Linked DNA regions of Homo sapiens: region 1 is linked to region 2. A link is a loop called in an ENCODE intact Hi-C map of the cell type or tissue named here. Cell type or tissue: heart left ventricle. All regions are shown on one strand. Links, peaks and the distances in the headings refer to the core of each region. The heading gives the core; the rest is flanking DNA.

Region 1 (9,102 bases), core at 2,562-7,561, 50 kb after region 2:
AGGCCTCCATAGCTCCTACTACCTCAACAATCCTTGTCACAACTGCTTTCCCATTCACTACAGAGAAACTTACTTGAGCATCTCTCTTCAGATATTATTGCACAGATTCACACAGAAAAAGAAAATCACCACAGGAGAGTTTGAAAAAGATGATGATGAACGACTTTGATTGTATCCCACAGGATGGAAATTAGGTTGAAAGACTGGGAGTTTGGGGTGGGCGCAGTGGCTCACGCCTGTAATCCCAACGCCTTGGGAGGCCGAGGTGGGTGGATCACTTGAGGTCAGGAGTTCAAGACTAGCCTGGCCAACATGGTGAAATCCTGTCTCTACCAAAAATATAAAAATTAGCCAGGCATGGTGGCATACACCTGTAATCCCAGCTACTCGGGAGGCTGAGGTGGGAGAATCGCTTGAACCTGGGAGGTGGAGGTTGCAGTGAGCCGAGATCGCGCCACTGCACCCCAAACTGGGCGACAGAACAACTCTGTCTAGAAAAAAAAAAAAACAAGGCCGGGCACGGTGGCTCACGCCTGTAATTTCAGCACTTTGGGAGGCCAAGGCAGGCAGATCACGAGGTCAGGAGATCAAGACCATCCCGGCTAACATGGTGAAACCCCATCTCTATTAAAAATACAAAAAAATTAGCCTGGTGTGGTGGCAGGTGCCTGTAGTCCCAGCTACTTGGGAGGCTGAGGCAGAAGAATGGCGTGAACCTGGGAGGCGGAGCTTGCAGTGAGCCGAGATCGGACCACTGCATTTCAGCCTGGGCAACAGAGCGAGACTCCGTCTCAAAAAAAAAAAAAAAAAAAAAAAAGATTGGGCGTTTGGAACCATCAGTTCTAGTTCCTACTCTGCTTGTAACTGGGAAGCCATGGGCAAGTCATCTGGCAACTCTGGACCTTAGTTCTCTCACTTATAAAATGAGTAGGTTTGACAAGACAATCTCTAGTATATTTGTCAGATCTAAACTTCTAGTAGTCTATAGTAAGATTACTAAGAACCAGGAAAGCATGGTTTATATTATAAATCAAACTTGGCTATAATATGGAGAACATTTAAATATATAGATTCTGAGGCCCCACCCAGGACCTTTACAGAGTCCCTTACACAACTGACTGGACCATATGACCAAAGGATAAGGATGAGCTGGCTGGGTGAACCTGTGCTGGTATTCAGGAATTGACATTCTGTGCGGATAAGTATTCACATTAATGAATGGAGAAATGTCTATTTAATTTGCAAACGATCACAAGCTAGCGGGGCAAATCAGTATTTCAAACAAACTTAGAGATTGAAGGAATGGTCAGAAGCCAAGAGCATAAATGTCAGAGAGGAAAGATCAAAGGTATTGCCCCTGGAGGAGAAAGAGAAACTTCACTAAGATGAAGTTAGTAAGGCATATATACCAGAAAAAGATCTGAATGTCAGAGTAGATAACTGACCAGGAATCAGAAAATTAGCAGTGGGCCTGAAGGAATGCAGGAATTGACTGAGGTTGTCCTCACTTTGCATGGTTCTTAGATGAAAGAATGTCAGTCCCCAAACAACAGGGTTGAAATTTCAGTTGCCATGGTTTATTAACTGTGAGTAATTACATGAAGTACAAACTTGATTGCTAGCTCTTCAGTTCACAACATAAATAACAGATGTGTATCACGATCAGTGACAAATCACGTCACTTCTTTCACAGTCTGTCGGTGACTAGTCACTGTGCATCTGTTATTCAGTTAATGCACAAACAACAAAGTGTGCGGTGGGGTTGCCTCCTTGTCTTCCAATGATGAAACCCAAAAATGATAACTGAAAGAGGGAACTGGCTAACGAAGATGAAAATGCAGCAAAGTAACAAAAAGTGGTAACAGGAATGTAAATAGGGTTATAGAAGAAATAGCTAACTGTGAGATTATTGACATTGCTGCTATTTAAGGGACTCTAGATATGCACCAGAGGAACTTAGTGAAGGCAAACTAATCAATGTAAATGAGGAAAGTGGTTGTGACGAAACGTATGAAGATGTCCCAGAGGAAGTGATGCTGGCAAAAACTTCACATTAAAGAAACTCTTGCAGATATTTCATGACACTGAAAGCACAAAGTGTAAAATATTGGAAGCTCATCCAAACTTAGAAGGGAGTATGATGACAATTCACCAAGGCACAGAAAAGATGTTTTCTCAGTATCATAAACTATATGACAAAAAGGAGGCAAGTACTGTTAAAGTACTTGGGATTTTTTTTTTTTATAAATACGGACATACCTGGTTTTATTGTGCTTCACTTCATTGTGCTTTGTAGATATTGTGGGGTTTTTGTTTTTTTTTTAAATAAATTCAAGATTTGTAGCAAGCCTGCATTGAGCAAGTCTTTCAGCACCATTTTTCCAACAGCATGTGCTCATTTTGTGTCTCTGTTGCATTTTGTTAATTCTTGCAATATTTCAAACTTTTTCATTATTATATGTTATGTTAATCTGTGATCAGTGATCTTTGATGTTACTATTGCAATTGTTTTGAGGTGCCATGAACCACACACATAGAAGACAGTGAACATAACCAATAAATGTGTGTGTCCTAACTGCTCCACTGACAGGGTATTCCTCCATTTCCCTCCCTCTCTTCAGGCTTTCCTATTCCCCCAGACACCACAATATGAGGAAATTAAGCCAATTAATAACCCTACTACGGCCTCTAAGTGTTCAAGTGAAAGGAAGAGTCACATGTCTCTAACTTTAAATCAAAACCTAGAAATGATTAAGCTTAATGAGAAAAACATGTTGAAAGGCCAAAAACTAGGCATCTTGTGCCAGTTAGCCAAGTTGTGAATGCAAAGAAAAAGATCTTGATGGATATTCAAAGTGCTACTCCAGTGAACACATGAATGGTAAAGTGAAAGAGCCTTCTTGCTGATATGGAGAAAGTTTTAATGGTCTAGATAGAACAGCGGTCCTCAACCTTTTTGGCACCAGGGACCAGTTTTGTGGAAGACAATTTTTCCACGGACCAGGTTGCAGGGGGTTTCGGGATGATTCCAGCACATTACAGTTATTGGGCACTTTATTTCTATTATTACTTTTTTTGTTTTTTTGAGACGGAGTCTTGCTCTGTCACCCAAGCTAGAGTGGTGTGATCTTGGCTCACTGTAACCTCAGCCTCCTGGGTTCAAGTGATTCTCCTGCCTCAGCCTCCCAAGTAGCTGGGACTATAGGCATGCATCACCACGCCTGGCTAATTTTTGTATTTTTAGTAGAGATGGGGTTTCACCATGCTGGCAAGGCTAGTCTCAAACTCCTGACCTTAAGTGATCCCACCTGCCTCGGCCTCCCAACATGCTGGGATTACAGGTGTGAACCACCATGCCCAACCTATTATTACATTGTAATATATAATGAAATAATTATAAATTCACCATAATGTAGAATCAGTGGGAGCCCTGAGCTGCTTGTTTTCCTGCAATTATATAGTCCCATCTGGGGGTCATGGGAGACAGTGACAGATCATCAAGAACTAGATTCTCATAAGGAGCATGCAATCCAGATCCCTCATGTGCACAGTTCACAATGGGGTTCATGCTCCTATGAGAATCTAATGCTGCTGCTGATCTGACAGGAGGTGGAACTCAGGTGGTAATACAAGTGATGGGGAGCGGCTGTAAATACAGATGAAGCTTCTCTTGCCCCCCCACCACTCACCTCCTGCTGTGTGGCCTGGTCTGTGGCCTGGGGGTTGAGGACCCCTGGACAGAAGATCAAACTAGCCACAACATTCCCTTAAGCCAAAACCTAATACAGAGCAAGGTCTCCAGAATTGAGGCAAGACCCTTTTGCAGCAAAAAGATTACTACTCACTGAAGGCTCAGATGGTCATTAGCACTTTTTTTTTTTTTTAGCAACGAAGTGTTTTTTAAGGAAGGTATGTGCATTGTTTTTTTAGACATATGCTACTGCACAATGAATAGACTACAGTATAGTGGAAACATAAGTGTTTTTTTTATAAGGCATGCACTTTTATTCAACTGGTCTCAAGTCAGTGTACAGGTATGCCCTGGCTACCTCCACCCACTCCCAACTCCCAGGGAGACAAAAAGCCTTCATACATCTCAAGTTGGGGGACAAAAAAGTGGGGCCATGAAAGCTGATCATTCAAAATAAAACAAAATAAAGAAGTATTAAGGCAAAGATTAAAAAAAGTTGTATTACATAATTTACATGAAAGCAATGCTATCACCTCCCCTGTGTGGACACGGGAGAGGACTGGGCCATTCTCCTTAGAGAGAAGTGGGGTAGCTTGTAGGAGGGCAAGGTACTTCCTGTAACAACACATCTCACGATATTTGGAATGACTATTAAAAAAAGAACAATGTACAATGAAAGTCCCTGGCCACACTGTAGAACTCTGGGGGATGCTCACTCCAACCAACTGCTGTCACCTTCACCATTCCAGTTTTTAAATCCTGAGTCGAGCCAAACAAAACAAAACAAAATAAAAAAAACAAAGTCATGCCAATCTCATCTTGTTTTCTGCGCAAGTTAGGTTTTGTCAAGAAAGGGTGTAACGCAACTAAGTCACAGTCCGCCTAGAAGCATCTGCGGTGGATGATGGAGGTGCCTGACTCATCATATTCCTGCTTGCTGATCCACATCTGCTGGACGGTGGACAGCCAGGCCAGGATGGAGCTGCCGATCCACACGGAGTACTTGCGCTTGGGAGGAGCAGTGATCTTGATCTTCATTGTGCTGGGCGCCAGGGTGGTGATCTTCTGCATCCTATCGGCGATGCCAGGGTACCTGGTGGTGCCGCCAGATAGCACTGTGTTGGCATACGGGTCTTTGAGGATGTCCACATCACACTTCATGATGGAGTTGAAGGTAGTTTCATGGATGCCGCGGGATTCCATGCCCAGGAAGGAAGGCTGGAAGAGCGCCTCAGGGCAGCAGAACTGCTTTTGCCGATGATGATGACCTGGCCGTCGGGCAGCTTGTAGCTATCTCCAGGGAGGAGCTGGAGGCCACCATGGCCATCTCCTGCTCGAAGTCCAGGGTGACATAGCACAGCTTCTCCTTGATGTCATGCACAATTTCCCGCTTGGCTGTGGCGGTGAAGATGTAGCTGTGCTAGGTGAGGACCTTCATGAGGTAGTCAGTCAGGTCCTGACCAGCCAGGCACACACGCAGGATGGCATGGGGGAGGGCATACTCTTCATAGATGGGCACAGTGTGGGTGACCCCGTCATCGTAGTCCATCACGATGTCAGTGGTAGGCCAGAGGTGTACAGGGACAGCACGGCCTGGATGGCCACGTACATGGCTGGCCTGTCGAAGATCTCCAACATGATCTGGGTCATCTTCTTGTGGTTGGCCTTGGGGCTCAGGGGGACCTTGGTCAGCAGCATGGGGTGCTCCTTGGCAGCCACACACAGCTCGTTGTAGAAGGTGTGGTGCCAGATCTTCTCCATGTCGTCCCAGGTGGTGACAATGTCCTGCTTGATGGGGTACTTCAGGGTCAGGATGCCTCTCTTGCTCTGGACCTCGTTGCCCACATAGGAGTCCTTCTGACCCATGCCCACCGTCACGCCCTGGTGTCTGGGGCGCCCCACAATGAAGGGGAAGATGGCCCGGGGTGGGCATCGTCACCTGCAAAGCTGGCCTTGCACATGCCAGAGCCATTGTCGACGACAAGCATGGTGATATCATCATCCATGGTGAGCTGGCGGCGGGTGTGGACGGGTGGCAGAGAGGCGAGGGCAAGGCTCTGTGCTCGCAGGGTGGACACGGTCTCAGCAGAAACATAAGTTTTATATGCACTGGGAAACCAAAATATTTGTCTGACTTTGCTTTTTTGTGATATTTGCTTTTTGCAATAGTCTGGAATCAAACCTGCAATATCTCTGAGGTATGCCTATAAATAAAATTTCTTTTCTCATTATTTATAATGTTTTAAATTACAGCTTACTAACATTAGTTTTACTATGTTTTTTCATTTCTCTATACATTTATAACCAATAGAAATAGAGTTTCAAATGTTTTGACACACATTTATGTATCACAAATTTTCTCATTGATTATTAAGATCATATAGAGTCAGCTAGCATGGTAATTTTTGGTCTCACATTAGTGTGCAAAGCAAAAACTACAAGTATTTAGGAACACGAGGTGAGTTTTTCACTGTACTAAGTACTCATCAGATATTTCTACAGCACTGGGTCCTGTTTAAGCTTTACAGCCAAAGATTGCCATGGAAAATGAAGAGAAGATAATAATAACAGGTAAGAGACTAAAAAAACTGGCCATAGAAAAACTGTTTAAGGAACTTGATAGATTTTAGCCACTGAAAAGACAGTTGAAGTGGTAATTTAACTATGGCTGATCTTCAATGACTTTTACATAAGGGATACCGACTAGTCATTATACATCTCTATAGATGACTGAACAAACAAAAACCAATTTTAACTGGAACATGATGGATTTGGGTTAACTTAAAAATGAACTTACAGTGAAAGAGGTACTATATATCAGAACAGATTTCAAAGAGAGCTCTGTAATTTTCTTTCTGCAAGTCCTAAAATGAAAAATTAGTTCTTATCCAATTAGAATGGTTTAAGTTTTGAAAACAGGCAAGGGAAGATGGACTGTATGACCTGTACAGGTCTCTGCCAGAGTTAAGATGCTGTGATTTTTATCATTGTAGAACTGTATTTTACCCGAAGCTGCCAATTATTTTTGAGCACTGTACTTAAATTGTTCTTTGCTTTGCACATTCAGCTCCCTTTCTCCCAGATCCTCTCCAGCTAAAGGGCATTAGATTATGGAGTGGAACTCTGATGGGAAAGGAAAGCTGCAGAACAATCCTTTTTTCTGTGAGGCTCTGTGATGGGGACTGCAGTGGCTTTGATGTACGCAGCTCCCACAGCATCGGTGCATCCATACACATGAGCCCTGAATGCCTGGGACAGGTCTTTGCTGCTGCTGCTACTGCTGCTGCTGCATTCTGTGCCCTCAGACAGTACTGCTCCAGAGCACCTGCCTGGGTTTGAAATATGGATATTCATTATAAAAATCCATAAATTCATTGCCAAATTGGGCATATTAACACCCTCCCAGGACAAGGCATTTACAGGGAGGACAAATATTGACCTTTTGATCTGTCTTTGGTGCTGATAATTCTTGAACATTAAACTAGACAGTTCTTGCCACAAAAAATCCACAATCTCGTCTCTATTAAAAATCATCAGGCCTACCAGGTAAGGGATTGATATTTTCAAACAGGGCACTGATGTGTTCTCCATTCTCCTGTTTTCTCAACTCCATTTACGTATTAGCTCTGCTAAACTCGAATCTTGGTCCAACATTCTTTGGAGATGGCTCAATAATAAAATCTCTAACACAGCGCAGTGTCCTAGCCCTGCATCCTTTTACTAATTAGTAGGTTTCCAGAAGAAAACCATGTGTCAGAAAAAATCCAAACCCTGAATGCTGATAGCTCCCAGCAAGATGAAGTATGAGAGAAACAGAAACTCTTTAAACTATAAGTTATTTGACGATAAGGTATCTTCTATTAAAAAAATACTACTAGGAATATTTGCTTTCTACTATAATTCTGGCTTTGAAAATAATAAAGTTGGCTTTAGAAATAGAGACTACAAATATTCTCCACTAATGAGTCTCACAGCAGAAATGAAATTTGTTCTTTAATCAAACTTCCAGTTGGAGATTGTTCTGAGTTTGTTTTTGTTTTGTTTTAATCTGACGTGGAGTTTTAGACTTGAGAATTGTCTCTATAGCAAAAATGTAAAGTATTGGTTGGTGGTTGGGCATTCCTGAATATGTCCAAATATTTACTGATGAGAAGGTTGTAAATTCTTTTTTTTTTTTTTTGCAAGGGACTGGAGTTTTATATTTATTTTTATTTTTTTGAGATGGAGTCTTGCTCTGTTGCCCAGGCTGGAGAGCCGTGGTGCGATATCAGCTCACTGCAACCTCTGCCTCTGGGTTCAAACAATTCTCCTGCCTCAGCCTCCTGAGTAGCTGGGACTACAGGTGCATGCTACTATGCCCAGCTAATTTTTGTATTTTTAGTAGAGACAGGGTTTCACCACATTGGCCAGACTGGTCTCGAACTCCTGATCTCAGGTGACCCACCTGCCTTGGCCGCCCAAAACGCTGGGATTACAGGTGTGAGCCGCTGCACCCGGCTGGACTGGAGTTTTATTATTACTCAAATCAGTCTCCAATTCTTATTTTATTTTTAGAGATGGGGTATTCCTCTGCCCAGGCTGGAGTACAATGGCATGGTCATTGCTCGTTGTAACCTCAAACTCAGGCTCAAGTGGTCCTCCTGTCTCAGCCTCCCAAAGCACTGGGATTACAGGCATGAGACAATGGGCACTTTTTCTTTTTTTGATGTAGATGTTTATTGCTACAAACTCACCCCTTAGCACTGCTTTTGGTGCATTCCATAAGTTTTGGTATTTTGTATTCTATTTTTGTCTCAAGATATTTTAAAAGTTCCCTTTTAACTTCTTGACCTATTTGTTGTTTAGAAGCATGTTGTTTAATTTCCATATATTTGGAAATTTTCTAAAATTCCTCCAGTTCTTAACTTCTAGTTTCATACTTTGGTGGGCAGAAAAGATATTTGATATGATTTCAATCTTCTTAAACTCATTTAAATTTATTTAGACTTGTTTTGTGCTCTAACATAATAGTTTTTTTGTTTTGTTTTGTTTTTGGGATGGAGTCTCATTCTGTTGCCAGGCTGGAATGCAGTGGCACGATCTCGGCTCACTGCAACCTGGAACTCCCAGGTTCAAGCAATTCTCCTGCCTCAGCCTCCCGAGTAGCTGGGACTACAGGTGCGTGCCACCATGCCCGGCTAATTTTTTTGTATTTTTAGTAGAGACAAGGTTTCACCTTGTTGGCCAGGTTGGTCTCAATCTCTTGACCTCGTGATCCGCCCGCCTTGGCCTCCCAAAGTGCTGGAATTACAGGCGTGAGCCACTGCATCTGGCCCTAATATATTATTTACCCTGGAGAATGTTCCATGTGTGCTAGAGAAGAATGTATATGATGTTGCTGCTGGATGCAATGTTCTGTATATGTCTGTTAG
Region 2 (9,102 bases), core at 1,385-6,384:
GTGTGACTGCTCCTTCTTCAGTTTTTGGTCAAGAAGAGTAGGGGTGAGTGGAGGGGAGGCAGGAACCTTGAGCCCAGCGGCTCCCTGAGGCCTCTGGCGCATCCCTGTCATCTTCTGTGCCTCTGCACATTGGTTGGGATATTACTGCTGAAAAAAATCTTAACATCTGCTGCCAACTGAATATTGTGTTATTTGAAGGCCAAAAAGTGGATGGAAAACCATTGGGAAAAACACTCAATTCAGTGTGTATCTACTGAGGGTCTAATCTGAGCAAGGCACTACCTGAGCTATCTCAAGGCTGCAGAGACACGCGGTTTAGACATACCTGAAAAAGTGACTTGGGAAAAGCCATCTTTTCTCTGATCTCATGATATGCACTGCCTGTACTGCTTAGCTGTCCTAATGCTAACCTTCCCATGTTTAATTCCACTCTCCTCTCCATTACTGGGAGAGACAGAAGCATGGTGTCCAGTGTTTGCATTCATGGTTCACAGCCCAGTGCCCTGTACATGATCCTCAAGAAGTATTTGTGGGTTTTTGTTTCTGTTTTGAGACAGGGTCTTGCTCTGTTGCTGAGGCTCAGGCTGGAGTACAGTGGCACAATCACCGCTCACTGTAGCCTTGACCTCCTGGGCTCAAGCGATCCTCCTACCTCAGCCTCAGAATAGCTGGAATCACAGGCATGCGCCACCACACCCAGTTAATTTTTAAAGTTTCTGAAGAGGGGGGTCTCCCTATGTTGCCCAGGCTGGTCTTGAACTCCTGGGCTCAAGGGGTCCTTCTGCCTTGGCCTCCCAATGTGCTGGGATTACAGCCATGAGCCACCACGCCCGGCCAAGAAGTATTTGTTGATTAATTACTAAATGACTATGACCAGGCTAATTACCTGATGAGCTCCTCCTTCCTGAGTCTTCAACTCCTAATACCCAGTGAGATCAGTGTAGGAAAGAACAGAGGATCAAACTGGGGTAAGGGTATTCCTGGAGATGGTATCCCTGTCCAAATCAGAGTCTAGCTTAACTCTAGACATTCACTTCAGAATCGGTCTGCTGGGTTCTGCCTTTTATCTAGTTTGCTGATTCTAACTACATAGGCTGTACTTGGGAAGGGAGGGAAGGGGAAGAAGCTGACTGAGACAAGGGGGTCCCAGCCTCAACTCCAGAAAGATGCCGACAGTACAGCCCGGTTCTAAAGTAACTTCTTATACAACCAACACAGTAAAGGCAAGTAAAATGGCTTTGCTTCCAGGAAGATCGCTAACTGGGTCCTTGCCATTGGAAAGGGAATTAAAAGCTCAATGCTGGAAAAAACTAATAATTACATTTGCTTAATTATATTGATGTGAACCTCATAGCCAAGTTATTTTTAGGAAATTGATGCTAAAAAATACTGCCATGCTCTTGGGGTCATGTGGAGCAGGATTTAGGATGTTTTTAACTTTTGGAAATTATCAAATGCCTTTCTATAGGAAAGTGTTACATTTCTAAGATTTTTCTCTTTACAGTTTTTCTGATGCTTTGCCTGTCTTTCTAAAATACATCCTGACACCTAGACAAAATGGCATAGGATCATTGGGCTTCAGATCAATGGGTGATAAATGATAACATAGAATTGGCTGCCAGCCTTATCATTTGTCACAGGTCAGATTCCTTAGAAAATAAACTCCGGGACAGAGTTTAGCATGAAGGATGTTTATTAAGAAGTGCTCTTCGGCCAGGCGTGGAGGCTCATGCCTGTAATCCCAGCACTTTGGGAGGTGGATCACTTGAAGCCGGGAGTTCAAGACCAGCCTGGCTAACATGGCAAAACCCTGTCTCTACTAAAAATAAAGAAATTAGCTGGGCGTGATGGTACGTGCCTGTAATTCCAGCTACTAGGGAGGCTGAGGCAGGAGAATCGCTTGAACTTGGGAGGCTGAGGTTGCAGTGAGCCAAGATCGCGCCACTGCACTCTGCACTCCAGCCTGGGTGACAGAGTGAGACACTGTCTCAAAAAAAAAAAAAAAAAAAGTGCTCCTGGGAACAACATCCATGGAAAAGAGGGGGAGAAAGCTGGAGTGAGCAGAGGGAGAAGCTGAGCTGCCACGTGGGCCTAGTGTTGACTTGGTTGGACCATGGGGAGATCTGGAGCCAGAGGGGCCCTTTAGAGTTGTTTCAAGTTTAGCCAAGATAGCCAAGTCTTTTATAAGCTTGTCTCAAGCGGTAACTGAATGTTGACCACTGCCAACAGGACCCCTAGTGGGGACCTGGGTGGAGTATTAGCCTCCATCACACCACTCTTGACAGAAACCCCAAATCATAACTACCATTTCTTAAGAGCCTACCATGTGCAGGCTGGGAGCGGTGGCTCATACCTGTAATCCCAGCACTTTGGGAGGCCATCCTGGCTAACACGGTGAAACTCTGTCTCTACTAAAAACACAAAAAATTAGCCGGGTGCGGTGGCGGGCGCTTGTAGTCCCAGCTACTCGGGAGGCTGAGGCAGGAGAATGGTGTCAACCCAGAAGGCAGAGCTTGCAGTGAGCCGAGATCGCGCCACTGGCAATCTGGCCTGGGCGAAAGAGCGAGACTCCGTCTCAAAAAAAAAAAAAAAAAAAAGCCTACCATGTGCAAAGCATTCTACAAACATTATCTCTAATGCTAACAACAATCTCACAAGGAAAGTTTCTATTAACCCCATTTTATAAAGAGAAACAAAGGCTCAGTGAGGTTAAATGACATGCCTAAGACAACACAACTAGTATATGGGACTCAAATCCACGCTGCCTTGCTCCAAAGCTCACATTCTTTCCAAACGCTAGACTCTTATTTTTTGATTTTCTCATATAGCTGCTGCAGAAGCAACCTACAGCTCCATCCTTCTATGCAGCTTTGGGTTGCCTTTATAGTCCTCTGACTATATTTATAAATTGGTAGCTATGCACATATATACAGCCCATTGCTTGAATTCTTTTCTGAACTCTTTGGATTCCTTAGACCTGGGCACTATTGGCCTGCTTCAACCAGAACACCACTCCTGTTGAAAACAGTATAGAGGCTGGGCTTCTCCAAGAAGGTACACAAAGAGGGAAAGCCTCAAAATTTAACAGAAACCAGTAACTTAGCCAACAATATTTGAAGATTATGAAGCAAAAAATGAGCAGCATTTAAAGCCAGATTTCTTTTTAGATTTTTTTTTCTTAATGACACCATGCTCATCCTTAATAGATTAATTAATTTATTTTTGGAGACAGAGTCTCACCCTGTCACCCAGGCTGGAGTGCAGTGGCACGATCTTGACTCAGTGCAACCTCCGCCTCCTAGGTTGAAGGAATTCTCCAACCTCAGCCTCCCGAGTAGCTGGGATTACAAGCATGCACCACCACATCCGGCTAATTTTTTTTTTTTTTGTATTTTTAGTAGAGATGGAGTTTCCCCATGTTGGCCTGGCAGGTCTCGAACCCCTGACCTCAGGTGATCCGCCTGCCTCGGCCTCCCAAAGTGCTAGGATTACAGGTGTGTGAGCCACTGTGCCCAGCCAATAGATTTATTTTTTGATCAGAACATTTCTGAATTTCTATATCCTGGAGATTAAATATCAGTGGATAACCAATCCCAAATCCCCCAGATGGGGGAGCTGATGAGGCAGGTGCCAGGGATAACATGAAAGGTTATATACAACCTCTCTATATTCCCCAAAGGCTGTTATTAATCTTGTTCTTCCTTTCCACACTCCAGATCTCCCTAATCTTCAGCATGACATGCATGTGCCAAAAGAAGTCATCAGTTCAAGACAAGAAAAGCTGCTGCCTCAGTAAAAAGATGCACCATTGACAAGTTCATTTGGCTCTGTGGGTTTTTCTCCCCAGGTAGAGTGTCTTATAGTTGTTCTCTGGGGTGCTCTTTTTTATTAATTAATGTATATATTTATTTTTATCTTTTTGAGATAGGTTCTCACTCTGTCACCCAGGCTGGAGTGTCGTGGCACAATCATGGCTCCCTGTAGCCTTGAACTCCTGAGCTCAATTGATCCTCCTACCTCAGCCCCCTGGGTAGCTGTGACTACAGGTATGTGCCAACAGGCCCAGCTAATGTTGGTTTGTTTTTTTGTAGAGACGGGTTTTCAGCATGTTGCCTAGGCTGGTCTCAAACTCCTGGGCGCAAGTGATCCACTTACCTCAGCCTCCCAAAGTGCTGGGATTACAGGTGTGAGCCACTGTGCCAGGCTGGGGTGCTCTTTTTCATTTGTCAGAGATGCTTAGAAAAGCACCAGGCGCGGTGGCTCATGTGCTCCCAGCGCTTTGGGAGGCAAGGCAGGCGGATCACCTTAGGTCAGGAGTTTGGGACCAGCCTGGCCAACAGGGTGAAACCCTGTGTCTACTAAAAATACAAAAATTAGCCAGGCTTGGTAGCGGGTGCCTGTAATCCCAGCCACCTGTGGGGCTGCGGAGAGACAATCACTTGAACCTGGGAGGCAGAGGTTGCGGTGAACCCAGATGGAGCCACTGCACTCCGGAGCCTGGGCGACAGGGCAAAACTCTGTCTCAAAACAAACAACAACAACGACAAAAGATGCTTTAAAAAGTGCGTGGCATCAGACTGTGCAAGATGCAGTCAATGAACAGTTTCTGGGGCAGCCTCCTCAGTGCATTCAAGTCATCCCTGCACTCCAAGAAAGTAATGGGGCCCTATTTCTTGTGCCCATTCTTCCCGCCCAGGGAGACTCTAGAGATGAGAAATGATAGAATGATTCCCTTGACTATCCATTAATTAGAAAGTGAACCTTATTTTTGGGAAGGGGAGATTATCTCCCAAATTACAATGGGATGATAGCTGTTATAAGAGAGGTATGTACAAGGTACAGGGGTAGTTTGGTGGGAGTGAGACCATCATGTCTAGAGCATGTTCTAGGAATTTCAAATAACTGCCTTGGTACAAGGACGTCGGTTGCAGATCAATATGGAGAGGTAAACAAATGCCACATGGTGAAGGGCTGTGTATACCATGCTAAGAACTAGTCGGGAAATCACTGTAACAATACAGGTGAGCTATAATAGGCAATAAGATAAGGGCAGTGAGGATAAAAATTAAATCAATATTTAGGTGGCAGAATAAATAGTATTTAAGTGACCAATTTGAAGAGGGGCGTGAATGAGAATTAGGAATGGAGGATAATTAGCAAGGAGGCTGGGAGAACAGGTTGAAAAGCTATCTTTAAATCGAGTATTATCACAATGACTTTGGTGAATGGGTCATTAATATTTTCAGGGCTCTGACTACTGAATTAATTAAGGAAATAATTAAGATTTCTTAGATCAGCCATTGCATTGATTTCTTTTTAGAGCACACTGTTTTGGCAAACCCTATGTTTTAAAAAAATGTTTGTTAGAATACATTATCTTCTTGTAGGTACCAAGGTTGAAGTCAATTATCAAAGCATAGAAATCATGTTTGGGCCAGGCAGAGTGGCTTACACCTGTAATCTCAGCACTTTGGGAGGCCAAGAAGCGGATTGCTTGAGCCCAGCAGTTGGAGACCAGCCTGAGCAACATGGTGAAACCCCATCTCTACAAAAAATACAAAAAATTAGCCAGGTGTGGTAACGTGTGCCTGTAGTCCCAGCTACCCAGGAGGCTGAGGTGGGAGGATCGCTGTGTTGCCCACGTTGGGGTGTAGTGACTGATCATAGCTTACTGCAGCCACAAACTCCTGGGCTTATGTGATCCTGCCACCCAGCCTCTTGAGTAGCTAGCACTACAGGTGGGTGTGTGCCACCATGCCTGGCTACTTGTACATTTCTTTAAAGCAAGTTTTAGATGCTCTTTTCTGAGCTTCCATAGCATTCTGGACATAACCCTGTCAATATGTTGTATCTGCTTCTCAATATGTTGTAATTATCTGTAAGTTATCATGGAGAGCTGGGTGGGTGGAATAGGGACTTTGTCTTACTCCTTCTGGTATGCCCACTTCTTGAAATATGGTGGGCACTTAAAAAATAAATCTTGACAGCATAAAAGCTGCAAAAATAAAAGTAGTAAATTATGTCTAGCAAATACCATTCTAAGTGCTTTTTTCAGACTGGCCAGCAGAACTGAAACTAATTCTGCACAGAAAACTAAGGGCGGGGGGGCGTTGCTCCTGTGAGCTCAGCTGCACCTAAACACTAACTTTGAGTTGTATACTGGTGATCATTTTCATAAGAAAGTGGGTCAATTCCAGACATGAAATACATCTGAAGACGTAGTCCATCAGCAGGAGCCTTTGGAGGCAATATTTTCTTACCTCTAAGATTCTTATTCAAGAAATATATTAAGAGAATTACTGATGCTCATATTTATTGTCAAATTAGCCATGACAGCTGCAAAATGTTTTCATTTTAAGTTGAATCCCCAAAGCTTCATTTGCATTTTCTCTAACTTAAGGATATTGTTAGAAAAAGCCAGGCTTGCTGGTATAGGGGTAGAGGGAGAGGAAGGAAGAAGATATTTCATCTTTGGTTCTTCTGAGTTGAATTAAATATTTTAAGTTAATCATCTCTGATCTGTCATTAGGGGAGTTGTCCATATGCTTTTTACAAATTATGACTGCTAGGAATTCATAATTAAAGAATGTATGAAGGTCAAGAATATGGAATTTCAACTAATGTCTGAAATGATGGCCTCAAAGACAAGAGTCCCTCAGACATCTGCCCCCTCCCTCTCCTAGAGCAGTCTAGTACAAGGACTGCTGCTGAGCTGCAAGCATTTCCAAATGCAGCAACACCGAAACTCATTATAGTTTTAACAGCTTGCTTTTCAGAGTCTATGGGACTTTGACAATCCAAACTTAGGTCTGCTTAATGGAATGGCTTTGCTTTAGAAAACAGATTTTGTGGAGGGTTTTATAACCCTCTTCTCCCAAAAAATGCATTTAACCTTACTCATCTGGAACAATGGAAGACAGCAAAAGACAGGGAGAAGGCTGGGATTAGTATTTAGTGATATCTTAATTTTAAATGTTTACAGTGAAATGAAATTCTTGTTACTATCAATGACAACACATAAGAGTCAAAATATAAATGAGTCATGAATAATTAGGTATTAATCATAACACATAATATACTGTCATGAATACTAATGTTCCATAAAAGAGAATATTTCTTTTTTGAGACAGAGTCTTGCTCTGTCACCCAGGCTGCAGTGCAGTGGTACCACCTTGGCTCACTGCAATCTCCACCTCCCGGGCTCAAGAGAGCCTCCTATCTCAGCCCCCCAAGTAACTGGGACTTTAGGCGTGTGCCACCAGGCCCAGCTAATTATTGTATTTTTTGTAGAGATGGGGTTTTGCCGGCTGGGCACGGTGGCTCACTCCTGTAATCCCAGCACTTTGGGAGGCCGAGGTGGGCAAATCACCTGAGGTCGGGAGTTCAAGACCAGCCTGACCAACATGAAGAAACCCTGTCTCTACCAAAAATACAAAATTAGCTGGGTGTGGTGGCGCACACCTGTAATCCCAGCTACTCGGGAGGCTGAGGAAGACAGAATTGCTTGAACCCAGGAAGTGGAGGTTGCAGTTAGCCGAGATTGTGCCATTGCACTCCAGCCTGGGCAACAACAGTGAAACTGTATCTCAAAAAAAAAGAAAAGAAAAAAGAGACAGGGTTTTGCCATGTTGCCCAGACTGGTCTCAAACTCCTAGACTCAAGTGATCCTCCTGCCTTGGTCTCCTAAAGTGTTGGGATTACAGGCGAGAGCCATTGCTCCTGGCCGTAAGAGAGTACTTTAATATTAAGGATTAAGTAGGCCCAGAACTGTAAGACCTTGGATATTTCATGATACTTTTAACTCACCTCTGTACTGGGTAGAATAGTGTCCCCCAAAATTCATGTTCACACAGAACCTTAGAATGTGACCTTATTTGGAAATAAAGTCTTTGCAGATGTAATTAGTTAAGATGAGGCCATACTGGATTAGGGTAGACCTAAATCCAGTTATTGGTTCCTTATAAGAAGACCATGAAGAGACATAGACACACACAGAGGGAAGACAGAGGCAGAGGTCAGAATGATGTAGTAACAAGCAAGGAATGGCAAGGATTGCCAGCAACCACTAGCAGCTGGGAAGAAGCAAGGAAGAATTCTTCCCTAGAGTCTCCAGAGGGAGAATGTCTCTGCTGACACCTTGATTTCAAACTTCTAGTTTCCAGAACTATGACAGAATAAATTTGTTGTTTCAAGCCAGTTTGTGATTGCTATGGCAGCCCTAGAAAATGAATACAACCTCTCCTTCAGGGCAAAAGTTCCACACTGTCCATGAAGTCTTTCCTTACCAAATCTGGCCATTGTGACCCCTCTTTCTACTTAGAGCAAAGCAGACTTTGTTATTTTGCACTTGGGGCTCTCCATGATTGGTCATTTACTTATCTTTTCAGTACCATATCCCATCGGCCACTGCCTTAGTCCTTTTCTGTTGCTTATAACAGAATATCTGAAACTGGGTAATTTATAAAGAAAGGAAATTTATTTCTTACAATTATGGAGGCTGAGAAGTCCAAGGTTAAGGCACTGCATCTGGCAAGAGCCTTCTTGCTGGTGGGAACTCTATAGAGTCCTGAAGTGCCACAGGGCATCACATGATCATGGGGCAGAGTGGGCTAATGTGCTCGGCTCAGATCTGTCTTCCTCTTCTAAGAAAGCCACCAGTTCCATTCCCATGATAACCCATTAATCCATTAACCCTTTAATCTATTAACGCATTAAGCCATTCAGGAGGGCAGAGCCCTTACAAATCCCATCACCACTTAAAAGGACCCACTTCTTTTGTTTTTGAGACGGAGTTTTCACTCTTGTTGCCCAGGCTGGAGTGCAGTGGCGCAATCTCTGCTCACTGCAACCTCCACCTCCCGAACTCCCGGGTTCAAGTGATTCTCTTGCCTCAGCTTCCTGAGTAGCTGAGATTACAGGTGTGAGCCGCCACGACCAGCTAATTTTTTTTTTCGAGATGGAGTCTCACTGTGTTGCCCAGGCTGGAGTGCAGTAGCATGATCTTGGCTCACTGCAACTTTCACCTCCTGGGTTCAAGCGATTCTCCTGCCTCAGCCTCCCAAGTAGCTGGGACTACAGGCACCCGCTACCGGCTGGGTTCCT

Evidence for each region. Hi-C counts contacts between places; a loop is a spot of excess contacts. Peaks named below come from ENCODE experiments on the same cell type or tissue, not always from the same donor. Only the 100,000 strongest peaks of a DNase experiment are listed, where the experiment ranks them.
Region 1: it touches region 2 in a loop (2.6-fold over the local background); 2 of 110 quality-filtered maps call a loop at or near these places.

The regions. Positions count from the first base shown.
Region 1 is chr15:43,984,488-43,993,589 of GRCh38, forward strand. The region is part of intron 1 of FRMD5 (FERM domain containing 5); the gene reads right to left. It also overlaps the pseudogene ACTBP7. Among named protein-coding and RNA genes, the nearest start is that of WDR76, 160 kb to the left of the region's middle. RefSeq lists enhancers at 4,416-5,253, 5,254-6,090. In heart left ventricle, for the core only: no CTCF peak of the experiment used is centred there; a DNase peak (open chromatin) is centred at 5,614.
Region 2 is chr15:43,935,655-43,944,756 of GRCh38, forward strand. All of the region lies in intron 1 of FRMD5 (FERM domain containing 5), which reads right to left. Among named protein-coding and RNA genes, the nearest start is that of WDR76, 110 kb to the left of the region's middle. In heart left ventricle, for the core only: a CTCF peak has its summit at 3,599; no DNase peak of the experiment used is centred there.